Regions from separate parts of the Homo sapiens genome. Here region 2 is linked to region 1. Evidence: chromatin loops called from intact Hi-C (ENCODE). Cell type or tissue: PC-3. All regions are shown on one strand. Links, peaks and the distances in the headings refer to the core of each region. The heading gives the core; the rest is flanking DNA. Region 1 holds the start of LOC105373244 (a long non-coding RNA gene). Region 2 overlaps TEX11 (testis expressed 11).

Region 1 (5,379 bases), core at 262-5,261:
ACTGAATGGAGAGGGTCAAACTACCCTCCTCAGGCCCCTTCCTTACCCCCTTTTTTGCCCTATCCCCTTTAACAGGTTCCTTCCTCCCTTCCTCCCACCCTCTCTCTCTTCATTTTTAATGATTGTGAGCAAAATCCCTTCAGACTCATAGTGGGCTTCTCCTCATTCCATAGGCTCCCTGCCGCTCAGACCGGACTGGGTTGACAAGGCTGGGAGGAGGTCAGCCACACTGAGACACTGTGACACTTAACTAGGGAACCTCCCTCCCAACTGCTAGGGCTCCAGCCTGAGACCCCAGGGAGACAGTCGCCCCCTACGGACCAAAAGCGCCCCACACCGCTGCAAGCAGCTCTGGTTGCTAGGCAACCAGGCGATGGAGGACTTCAGGAACGGATTTTCAAGCAGAGAGACCATTTATCTCCCCTTCCACCGCCACTCCGGCTCCTTCAGCAAGTAGACGGGGTTGGGACCGCGCGGTCTGCTGCTGTCTGTCTGATAAGCTGGGCTCATTCTTGAAAATAGAGCTTCACTGAGTGACCTCCATATTGTGCGTGGTGAAACGATCACTCTTGCCCCAAATGTGGTTTCATCTGGGGGCTGGAGACTCGGGTCGATGAAGGTGGAAGTTTCTGATTTGCAAGGAGGGGAGGAGCATTGTTGTGGGTGTGCACCCTTAGTCAATGGGAATTCTAGAAAATTGAGCTTGCGTGGGAATAATTTTGATCAGTCCATCAAGATTTCCTCACGATTCCCAATGTATACATTAGGAAACTCTTACGTTAGCCCATTAAAATAAAAAGGTCAATGGGAATGACAATATATAAAGGATCATTCATACCTCATTGGGGACAAGCAGTGGCTTTCATGAATACGGTTTCTCTCCAGACAAGGGAGAGATCATGAGGTCTGTAAATCCCTGTGAGTTGGGACAGAGCTCAACAAAATGGAAAGAAATAAAAAGAATGGCGGGGTTGGGGGTGTGATAAGCACAGAATCTGGCAGCTTCTGAGCTCTGTGTCTGGTTTGGGGATCCCCAGCTCTGTGCCCCCTGTGTTAGGACCATGCTGAAGCACTCCATCCTTATGAAGGCTGTGGGGGACCAGAAATCCATAGCTTTTCCTTCTAGTAACCTAGCATTCTGGCCCAGGAGTGGGTCCAGGCAGGCCAAGGCCATGACCAAAACAATCTTTCCACTTGGGACGCATCTCTGCCTTCTCGGCTAGTACAACAGAAGCTTGATTGTGGCAGAGCCCCAAGCCATGGCGAGCTTAGGGGAGAGCTGTGCCCAGGAGTCTCCTCGTGGGGTTTCCCTCAAGAGTTCCAAGGTAGAGATACCAGGGTGAGGTAACTAGCATCCAGACAGCATCTGGCCCAGCCACTGCTCAGTCCACATCTCCACAGGGCATAGTGGCAGGGGACGCTTCTTGCTCTCTGTGTTTCCAAACTGAACTGGGTCGGGGCTGTGCTCCTGCTCTATTAATAGCCCCCTAGCCCAGCCTGCTAGCCCCAAACCCGGATGCCAGGAGCTGTGAGTCAGCAGCTAAAAATAACGAAGAGCAACTACATCCGAACCCCAATGAGCAGCTCCCCCGGGTCCTCCGCCCTTAAGTTTTTGTCAGTGTCAGTCTCCAGCCCAGGGCCCAGGGCCTATAGGTTAAACCGCTTTAGCTGTCCAGTTCTCCTGGGAAGAGAGTGAGGATTTCCGGTGGCAGGCTCAAGGCTGCGTACCCAAGGCTAGGGGCTAGGAGAAAGGGGTCAGAGGCTGGCGCTGGGTTGGGGGGCCAGACGCTGGGTTTAGAGGGCCGCAGCTGAGAGTGTGAGAGCTGAGAGGTTGGGGCTGCAGGGATGGAGTTGCTGGAGGTCTTCAGGGTGAGGTTGGGAGGTGAGGGGAGGAAGAGACTGGGCGATTGGGAAGGGACAGAAAAGTAGGGATGGGGGAGGAGGTACGTGCTGAGAGGTGACAGCCCGGCAGTACCGGGCAGACTGGGGGCCCTAGAGCTAAGGCTGGTAGCCAGCCTGAAAGAGAGGGGATGGATCGGGAACCAGGAAAAGTAAGGAAATGCTGCTCGAAAAGGCAGAGTGTAGGAGAGACCTGCCCGGTACACAGCGGCGTGGACTCCCAGGAAGACCAGGACCAGGACCGGATTGCGGCGTTCGCTCTCCGCGCGCCTCCAGCCTCCCCGTGCGTCGCATGCTGGCACCCCCGCCCACCGCGCCAGCTGCAGGTCAGGTACGTGGGCGCGGCCGGCCTCCGGAGCCGGAGTGTGCAGGGATGCGCACGGAGAGGGCGGGGCGGCCAGAAAGGAAAGGGGTGGGCCCGGGAGAAGGGGGCGGGAACACGGATTCAAACTCGCCTGCGTCCAGCCAGATACCGGAAATGGCCGGGGACTCACTGGGAATTGTAGTTCCCGCGGCTGCCCGGCAACCGAGGGTGGGGGGCGGGTCTTGTCCCGAGGATGCCAGTGCTGCCCCAGGTCCCAGTCTGGCGAGAGAGGAGGAACCGAGAACCCGACCTCCCTACCTGGCCGACTCCTTAGTTCTACTTCCCTCCGTGTGGAGATACGAACTAGGTCGAATGTGGGTGTGGCGGAAGACTGTGGGGTCACCACAGAGCCCCTCTTGTCCCCATTTTTGGCTTAGCCCCTCCCTTCTTCTACTAGACTCTTCATCCTCCGTCAGCTCCGCACTGGCCACCTTAGCTGCGGAGCCCAGGGACTCCCGAGCCGCAAACACATTGGGGAACTTGCTCCTCCAAGGGAAGGCTGGGCCGGAAATTGGACCCTGCGCGCAGCCCAGAGGAGCGAAAACTTGTGGAAATCGGACCTTGCCCTCGGAGTCCTGAGTCAAGGACACGAGTCCCCAAGCGGCACGGAAAACAGGTGGCATTCAGCAAATACGTCACGGCGACGACGGATGCGGCCCTCCTCTTGGGGCGGCCACAAGGTGGAGCTACAGTGCAACCCTGCACCGCGCGCCCGGCCTCCGGACGCCCCCGAGGTGGCTGCTCTCCTGCGGGCCTCCCGCGAGCCTCCCGCGAGTCCTTCATTGCCGCAGGTGATTCTCCTCCCACCTCCAACCCACCTCCTCCCATCTCCCCCTGATGGCCCCTCAAGGTCGTGTCCCATCCAACCGTAGATGGAAGGTGCCTCCTTTCCCCAGCCCCTGGGCCGAAAAGATTAGGCTGTGACCAAATGGAGATTACATTCGTTGAGTAACAGATTAAGACAAGATACAGGAACCAACCTGCCTTGAAGAAAAGGCTGCGCACAGCAAAAAGCCACCTGTAAGCACAGAATTACACGGCTAGACGGGCTCTTCAGCTCCTAGCCTCTAGGCAGGAAAACAGCTAAGCTGCAAGGGTCGAGGAAGACAGTACATCGTGGAGTGGCGATGGTGTCTCTATCATCTTACAGTTCTCCGGAAAAGACCATTTCGTTATCTCCTTCAGTCCCTCTTCCAAGCTATCCCACCCCGACACACCCTGTGCCTTCTATGCAAGAACACGTGCACACAAGTCTGAGACATTATCCGAGCAATCTCCCTTTTACTTCCTCTGTTCTAGTTTCATTTGAGGAGAAACTTCTCATTACTCACTCTCTTCCCAAACATCTCAGGTCAAAACCCCAAAGGGAGCAGATTCCATAGCAGCTTAGGGAATGCCCATCACCTGGGCAGAGGGCCCTCATGGTTCAAAACCTCCTGTTGGCAAAGCTCCCCCCACTTGCAACCCACCACCCCTGAAGCATTCCACTTAAGCCACTCTCCAACCCTTGCTGTTTGGGCAATGTAGACTGGCTTGGGTGGGGAAGCAGGGCAGGGCATTCACTCCATCATGAAATTGTTGATCCTTGTCAGCAGCACTGCTGTTTCTAAGCCTGGGGAGGAGGGGGAGGGTGGGTCATCTAGGGAGTTAAGCAAGGGGAAAGCTACAGGAGGAGAAACATGAGGTGAGGGGAGAAAGTTCTTACCAGTTTTCCCTCTCTTCTTAACAAATCTTCTGTGGGGAGAAAAGCTTCCCATTATGAGTTCAGCTAGCTTCAAGCAGGCCCTTCCAGCCCCCACACCTGCTCCCCCCAACTGCCTTTCCTACATTCAAGCCAATTTGATAGTATAAGGAAGGGCCTAAGAATCTCAAAGGAACTAAAGAGACCCCAAGCCTTGGGCAGCATATGTGAGTCTGAAGCAGCCTCATCACCAGGGCCCTGGAGAAAGTAAGGACCCAGAAAGCTGAGGCACAAAGCACTCACCTTTGGAGGAGGAAGGTCCACAAAAGCAGCATGGTGGAAACACAATTGGTAATGACCCATATGATTAGGTAGGTTTGAGGGGTCTGTGAAAATAGGAAAAGGCCCCAAGGGTAGAATGTCAGGGGAAATAAGTAAGGAAGAGAGGGACAGGGTTAAGGAAAACCAGGGATGGGAGAAGAGGAGAGGTGACAGTCCCAGAGCCCTTACAATAAGCCAGATAGGGTAACGCATCTGCTGCAGCAGCTGGCAGTCGTTGGTGGTGACCGAATCCACCCCTGCACACCAAAGCAGAGAGAAGAGCCAGGGCTTGTTCACTACAAATAGGTTCACCGAGACATTATCCTTATGCAATGCCCTGTGAAGGTGGGAAAGAAAATAGGGAATGTCCAGAATCATGGTGCACAGGACATGGGAGGCAGCCCCCTGCCTGTGCTTGAATCTACAGTGCCACTGCCAAGGAGGTATCAGCTCTGCCTTTCCATAGCAGCCCCTGACCAACAATGATTTTCCTTTCATAGCTGAACTCTGTCTTCTGGTGGATTCCACCCATGGGTCCTAGCTTTGCTATCTGGGGCCACACAATGTGTCTCTCCCCTGGGTCCTGAGCAGAGGCCCTGTCTCCCTGAGCCTTCTCTTCTCTAGGCCCCACAGCCCCAGCTCCTTCAGCCATTACTCTTATCATTTCCTTCCCTGTACAAGCCTCTCTAATATGATATATTCCAATTTATCAATGTTCCTTTGAAAATATGGGGCCCGTCTCTGAAAATAATATCCCAGATGGGCTTGGACCAGCCTTTTTTTTTTTGAGACAGGATCTTGCTCTGGAGTGCAGTGGCAGTCTTGGCTCACTGCAGCTTGACCTCCTAGGCTCAGCCTCCAGTGTAGCTGGGACTATAGGTGGGCACCACCATGTTCAGCTGGTTTTTATTTTATTTTATTTTATAGAGACGGGGTTTTGCTATGTTGCCCAGGCTAGTCTTGAACTCCTAGGCTCAAGTGAACCTCCTGCCTTGGCCTCCCAAAGTGCTGGGATTACAGGTGGGAGCCACCATGCCCAGCCAGCTTGGGTCACCTTTGAATAGAGCAAAACTATCTCCTCCTGTCCTCTGGGCACTATGCCTGTATTCAGGTA
Region 2 (5,379 bases), core at 115-5,114, 230 kb before region 1:
TCACCTTTTTGGCCAGGCTGGTCTCGAACTCCTGACCTCATGATCTGCCCGCCTCGGCCTCCCAAAGTGCTGGGATTACAGGCGTGAGCCACCGCGCCCGGCCTACTGTTTCTTTCTCCTGTCACTATAATTACCTTGAAGTCTTCTTTATCCAAAAACCTTCCTTCAACTTTGTAATCCTCCTCAAACTTCAGTTCTGTGTCCTTCTTTTTGTTGCCAAACTTTCTAATCCAATTTTTTAGTGTTCATTCATTCAAAAATATTTATTTATTGTCTCCTATGTGTTAAGTACTGTTCTAGGCATTGGGGATATAGTAATGAACAAAATATATAAAAACCTTTATCCACATGGACAAATACTGCTGTCCCCATTATTTTCCACTAGGAGAGGCAAACAATAAAAAGATAAATAAGTATTATGTTATATTATAGGGGTCAACAAACTTTCTGTAAAGAACCACAGTAAATATTTTAGGTTTTGCAGGCCATACAGTCTGTGCTGAAACTAATCAACTCTGTTGTTGTGCCTTGAAAATAGCCATAGACAGTATGTAATCAAATTGGTGTGGCTGTGTTCCAATAAAACTATGTTTTGGAATACTGAAATTTGAATTTCATGTAATTTTTGTGTGTCATAAAATATGATTCTTTTGATTTATTTCAGGCACTTAAAATGTAAAATTGTTCTAACTTATGAACTGTACAAAAAATATGGTGAGCCAGATTTTGCCCAAAGGCTATAGTTTGTTGACTCCTGGTATATTAAATATTGATAAGTGCTAAGGAGAAAACTAAGCAGGAAAGGGTGATATTAAATGTTTCAGAGGCGGATGAATGGTTGAACTTTTAGATAGGGTGGTCAGGGAAGTCCTCACTGAGAAGATTGTTTTTAAGTAGAGACCTGAGGAAAAAGAGCATTCCAGATGGAGGGAATAACAACTGCAAAGGCCCTAGGGTATTTAAAGAATGGCAAAGAGACCTTTGTGGCTGGAGCTGAGGGAACATTAGGAGAATTAGGAGATGTGATCAGGGAAGTAGTGGTGTCTTAGTCTGTTTCGTGTTGGTATAACAGAATACCTAAGACTGAGTAATTAATAAAGAAAATAGGTTTATTTAAGCTCATGATTCTGCAGGCTGGGAAGTTCAAGGGCCATGGTGCTGGCATTTGCTTGGCTTCTGGTGAGGGCTTTTGTGCTAGATCAAAACATAGCAGAAAGTCAAAGGGAAGTAGACTCATGCCAGGAGACATAATCCAAGGGGCTTTCTGGCTTTATAACAACCTACTTTCATGGAAACTGTTTCTGTTTTATTTCCTTGTATACTATGTTTGTCCTCAACTGGAGTACTTGCTGCTTCCTAGCCATGATCTATGTTTTCTACCTCAGTATCTTTTTTCATGCTTCTTCATTGCAAATTACCTCTTTCCTGCATCCCTAAAATTCCCTTTTCAAAGCCTAGCTTAAAATTCCCTTTTTCAAAGCCTAACTCTTAATGACATTCTTAGCTTCCTGAGGAAATTTCCTTGTCTTGCCTTTCCTCCAAGACTTTGTAACAGTTCTGTTTATCCCTAGATACTTGTTTTCTCATTATATTTTAGTTATTTCTATACCTGCCTTAGTCATCTATTGGACTGTCAGTCACCTCCTTGAGGACAGAGACCATATCTTATCTTTATTTGCCCTTGTACCCAGCATAGTGCCTAATGCATAGTAGATGCTCATTACATTAAAAATAGTTATAAAGACTCAATAAATACCTGTCAATCAACTTCTTCTGATATAGGAATTCCATTTCCTCATGCTATTTCTGTCCTTGCTACTATGCATAATTTGGAAATTAATAGTGATTAAGATCTGTGAGTGCTCTTTGATTATCAGAACTGAATGAGATTATATTATTAAAAATCATCCCACTATAACTTTCTCCAGCTCAGCTCTTTTCTCTTTTGAGGGTGAGAACGCATTTTATTTTGATTTAAAATGAAATATTGAATCATAGGTCAGAAGTTAATTTGGGCAGGCCAATGGAGTTGAGAAATAGACTCCCTTGAACTTTTTAGTAGATTAGGTTACAGATTCATTAGCTCGCACACTTGGCAACCTCTTTTTGAGATAACAATGCCAATTATAGATCATTTCTTTGGTTTGTTTTCTAAATTGTATAAATAAAAATTTTTTAATTGCTATTATCCATTCAGATATCTTCAGTACTTTGCATGAGACAATATTAAACAATGTTGTTTCATAGATATCAACTCTGCCTTTGAGGTGTTTGTAGTGCCTTAAGCCTGGTATCCTGATTTTGCTATATTATTTTTGAGGATTTAAAAATATTTGGTTTGTGCAAGTCATAGGTTTGAATGGATTAAGGATGAAGGAAATGAGCTTGGGTTCTAAATACAGAAGCAGTTTATCACACCTTGATATAATGGGATTTTGCTGCAAACCATAATAAAACCTTAATGTTAGTTGACAGATGGATAATGACTTGTTTTGGTGATAGTCTGTGTAAGTTAATGGGAATGCACAATTGGGTACTCTTTAACTCAGTACAGAAGTCCCATCCTCAGCTTGCAACTGCAGTTTAGGTACATGAATGTCATTAGCACTACTATAGTTTGATAAAACTGAACCACACTCTCAAACCACAGAATGGCTGTAAGACTTACAACAGACACAAAGATGAGACTATTCATAGAATATTTATGTGACCTAAAGTGAAGACAGTTATGTCTCATGTGCTGGTTATATATTGTTTCTCTTTACCATATAAAGTTCGAAAAATGAGCTTGGGACCAGCAGACATAAACTAGTGATATTCACTAGATGGCACTGTGGCCTCTGTACTTCATCAGCTTGTGCTTGACTGATTCTGAGGGTTTTTTTTTTTTTTTTTGTAATTCTTAGGTAGATGTACCTTTCCCACAAATGCATCTATATGGATGCAAAAAAAAAAAACCACTAAAGAAACATAAGATGAAGGTCAGCTGTGACTCATTTGATACAGCTATACTGTAAAAATACCCTGACTGAGATTCCAACTCAACAAATATTAAATGCCTAATCTGTGCCAAGCACTATAGAATAAGTAGAAGACATGATCTATTCTGTAAGTGAGCCTAAAATATTAATGCAGAAACAATATTTACATATATAAAATAATTAGAAAATAATAAAAGGCTGTTCAATCACACATCATTGTGTGGTATGTACCATATGAACTTAGAATAGGAATATATAGATGAGGACGTTTGTGAATATTGATTGAATGTACATATGATGTGAAGCTGAAAAGGGTAACTGATTTGTTAGAAGATAGAGTCAGATCTGAAGGGACCTTAATAGGTTGAAATGATGAGCCTATTCTAGCAAGACGAAGACAAACAGGAAACAACAAAACATCCTATAATTGGATCCCAAAACCAATTGTACAAGAACAAAGTAGATAAAATATGGCTCTAAAAGCAGCATATGTGAGTCACTTGGTACATTTTATTGACTATAAGCACTGCATAAGCCAAAAATACTAAGAAAGTTTACTCAAATTAGGTTGAATCAATAGAGATTTAATGTATAGAAGGAGAAAAAGTGGCAATCACCCTCTATTCTGCTCTGGTTAGAATATATCTGAAGTACAGATTCAATCAAACGCAGACTGAAAATATTCAGAAAAAAGCAATTTAGAAAATAGCAATACAACATAGAAAATAATGCAAATATAAAACAATACAGTGTAACTACTATTTACAGAACATTTACGTTGCATTAGGTGTAAGTAATCTAGAGATTATTTAAAGTATACAAAAGGATGTGTGTAGGTTATATGCAACTACTATAAGGAACTTGAGCATCTGCAGATTGTGATATCCGAGGGTGTCCTGGAACCAATCCTCTAAAGATACGAGGGAACAACTGTATAGACAGCCCTTGACTTACAAGGGTTCGATTTAGGATTTATCAATCTTATGATAGTATGAAAGCAATACTCATTCAATAAGCTCCTCAAGTTACCATGGGGTTATGTCTGGATAAATCCGTCATAGGTTGAAAATGCACTTTCTATTTAGGATATTTTCAGTTTACCATGGGTTTATCAGGATGTAACCCCATCATTAGTTGAGGAGCATCTGTATTGTATTGGATTGAGGGGCACCACTTATAAAGGAGGATATTGACAAACCCAAGTGTGCCAAGAGGAAGGCACTGAGGATGGTGAGAGCACTAAAAATCATCTAATTTGAAGAATAAAGGAAGTGTGGATGTTAAACTTGGGAAATGGAAGATTTACGAGAAACACGATAGCTTTCTTCCAATATTTGAATGGCTGTCAGGGAGTAAAGAAATTAAATTTATTTCATGAGTGTTTCCATGGGTGAGACCTACAAGGAGTGAGATTTTGGATTATCATAAGGAAACCCTTTCTTAATTATTTGACCTACCAAAACAATGAAATGGATTTTCTTAAAATAGAGTGAATTCTGTCTTCTTGAATATATTTAAGTAAAGACTGAATGACTTGGTATAAATGTTATAGAGGAGATTCAAGCATCAGAAGAATTTTTTGACTAAGAGAACTTTGAGGTATCTTCTGCCCACATTTTTCTGAAATATCAGTATAACCTGATAAAATGTATTATAGTCAAAGAGGATTTTGTGGGGGACTAGGCTCATTAATCACTGAATTTGAAAACTAAAGGAACCCTTGCAAGTCATTACTAATTTATTTTAAAATGAATTTATAAAAATATAATTTACATACAAAAATGCATTCATTTTAGGTATAGTTCAATAATTTTGACAACTTTATACCCCAAATTTACCCACTACCATGGTCTAGATATAGAAGACTTCCATTATCCTGAGAGATTTCCTTGTGTTCCTTCCCAGTCAATCCTCACCTCCACTCCCAGCCCCAGGCAATGACTGGTATGCTTTCTATCACTATAGGTTAGATTTATCTTTCCTAGAGTTTCATATAAATGGAATTACACGGTATGTACTTTACCTTTTTTTTAAATCTGGCTTCTTTCACTCAATTTTAGAATTTTAGAGAATCTCTTCTGGCTTGTAGAGTTTCTGCCGAGAGATCAGCTGTTAGTCTGATGGGCTTCCCTTTGTGGGTAACCCGACCTTTCTCTCTGGCTGCACTTAACATTTTTTCCTTCATTTCAACTTTGGTGAATCTGACAATTATGTGTCTTGGAGTTGCTCTTCTCGAGGAGTATCTTTGTGGCATTCTCTGTATTTCCTGAATCTGAATGTTGGCCTGCCTTGCTAGATTGGGGAAGTTCTCCTGGATAATATCCTGCAGAGTGTTTTCCAATTTGGTTGCATTCTCCCCGTCACTTTCAGGTACACCAATCAGACATAGATTTGGTCT

Evidence for each region. A loop is a pair of places that touch in the nucleus more often than their neighbours do. Peaks named below come from ENCODE experiments on the same cell type or tissue, not always from the same donor. Only the 100,000 strongest peaks of a DNase experiment are listed, where the experiment ranks them.
Region 2: a loop joins it to region 1, with 11 times the contacts of the local background. A loop is called at or near these places in 9 of 110 quality-filtered maps.

What each region holds. Positions count from the first base shown.
Region 1 is chrX:70,431,530-70,436,908 of GRCh38, reverse strand. It overlaps GDPD2 (glycerophosphodiester phosphodiesterase domain containing 2), which reads right to left. Exons shown (of 16, transcript NM_017711.4): 13 at 4,455-4,602; 14 at 4,248-4,330; 15 at 3,969-3,997; 16 at 3,528-3,875. The coding sequence ends at 3,823. LOC105373244 (a long non-coding RNA gene) reads left to right here and starts at 1,616. Exons shown (of 3, transcript NR_171576.1): 1 at 1,616-2,230; 2 at 2,661-3,054. RefSeq lists enhancers at 1,010-1,510, 1,498-1,577, 1,598-1,697, 2,558-2,667 and a silencer at 2,158-2,407. In PC-3, for the core only: CTCF peaks have their summits at 2,724 and 2,925 (motif pointing right); DNase peaks (open chromatin) are centred at 2,348 and 2,908; H3K4me3 peaks cover 2,150 bases; H3K27ac peaks cover 322 bases.
Region 2 is chrX:70,662,370-70,667,748 of GRCh38, reverse strand. The region is part of intron 16 of TEX11 (testis expressed 11); the gene reads left to right. Among named protein-coding and RNA genes, the nearest start is that of SNORD3E, 180 kb to the left of the region's middle. In PC-3, for the core only: a CTCF peak has its summit at 2,807 (motif pointing right); no DNase peak of the experiment used is centred there.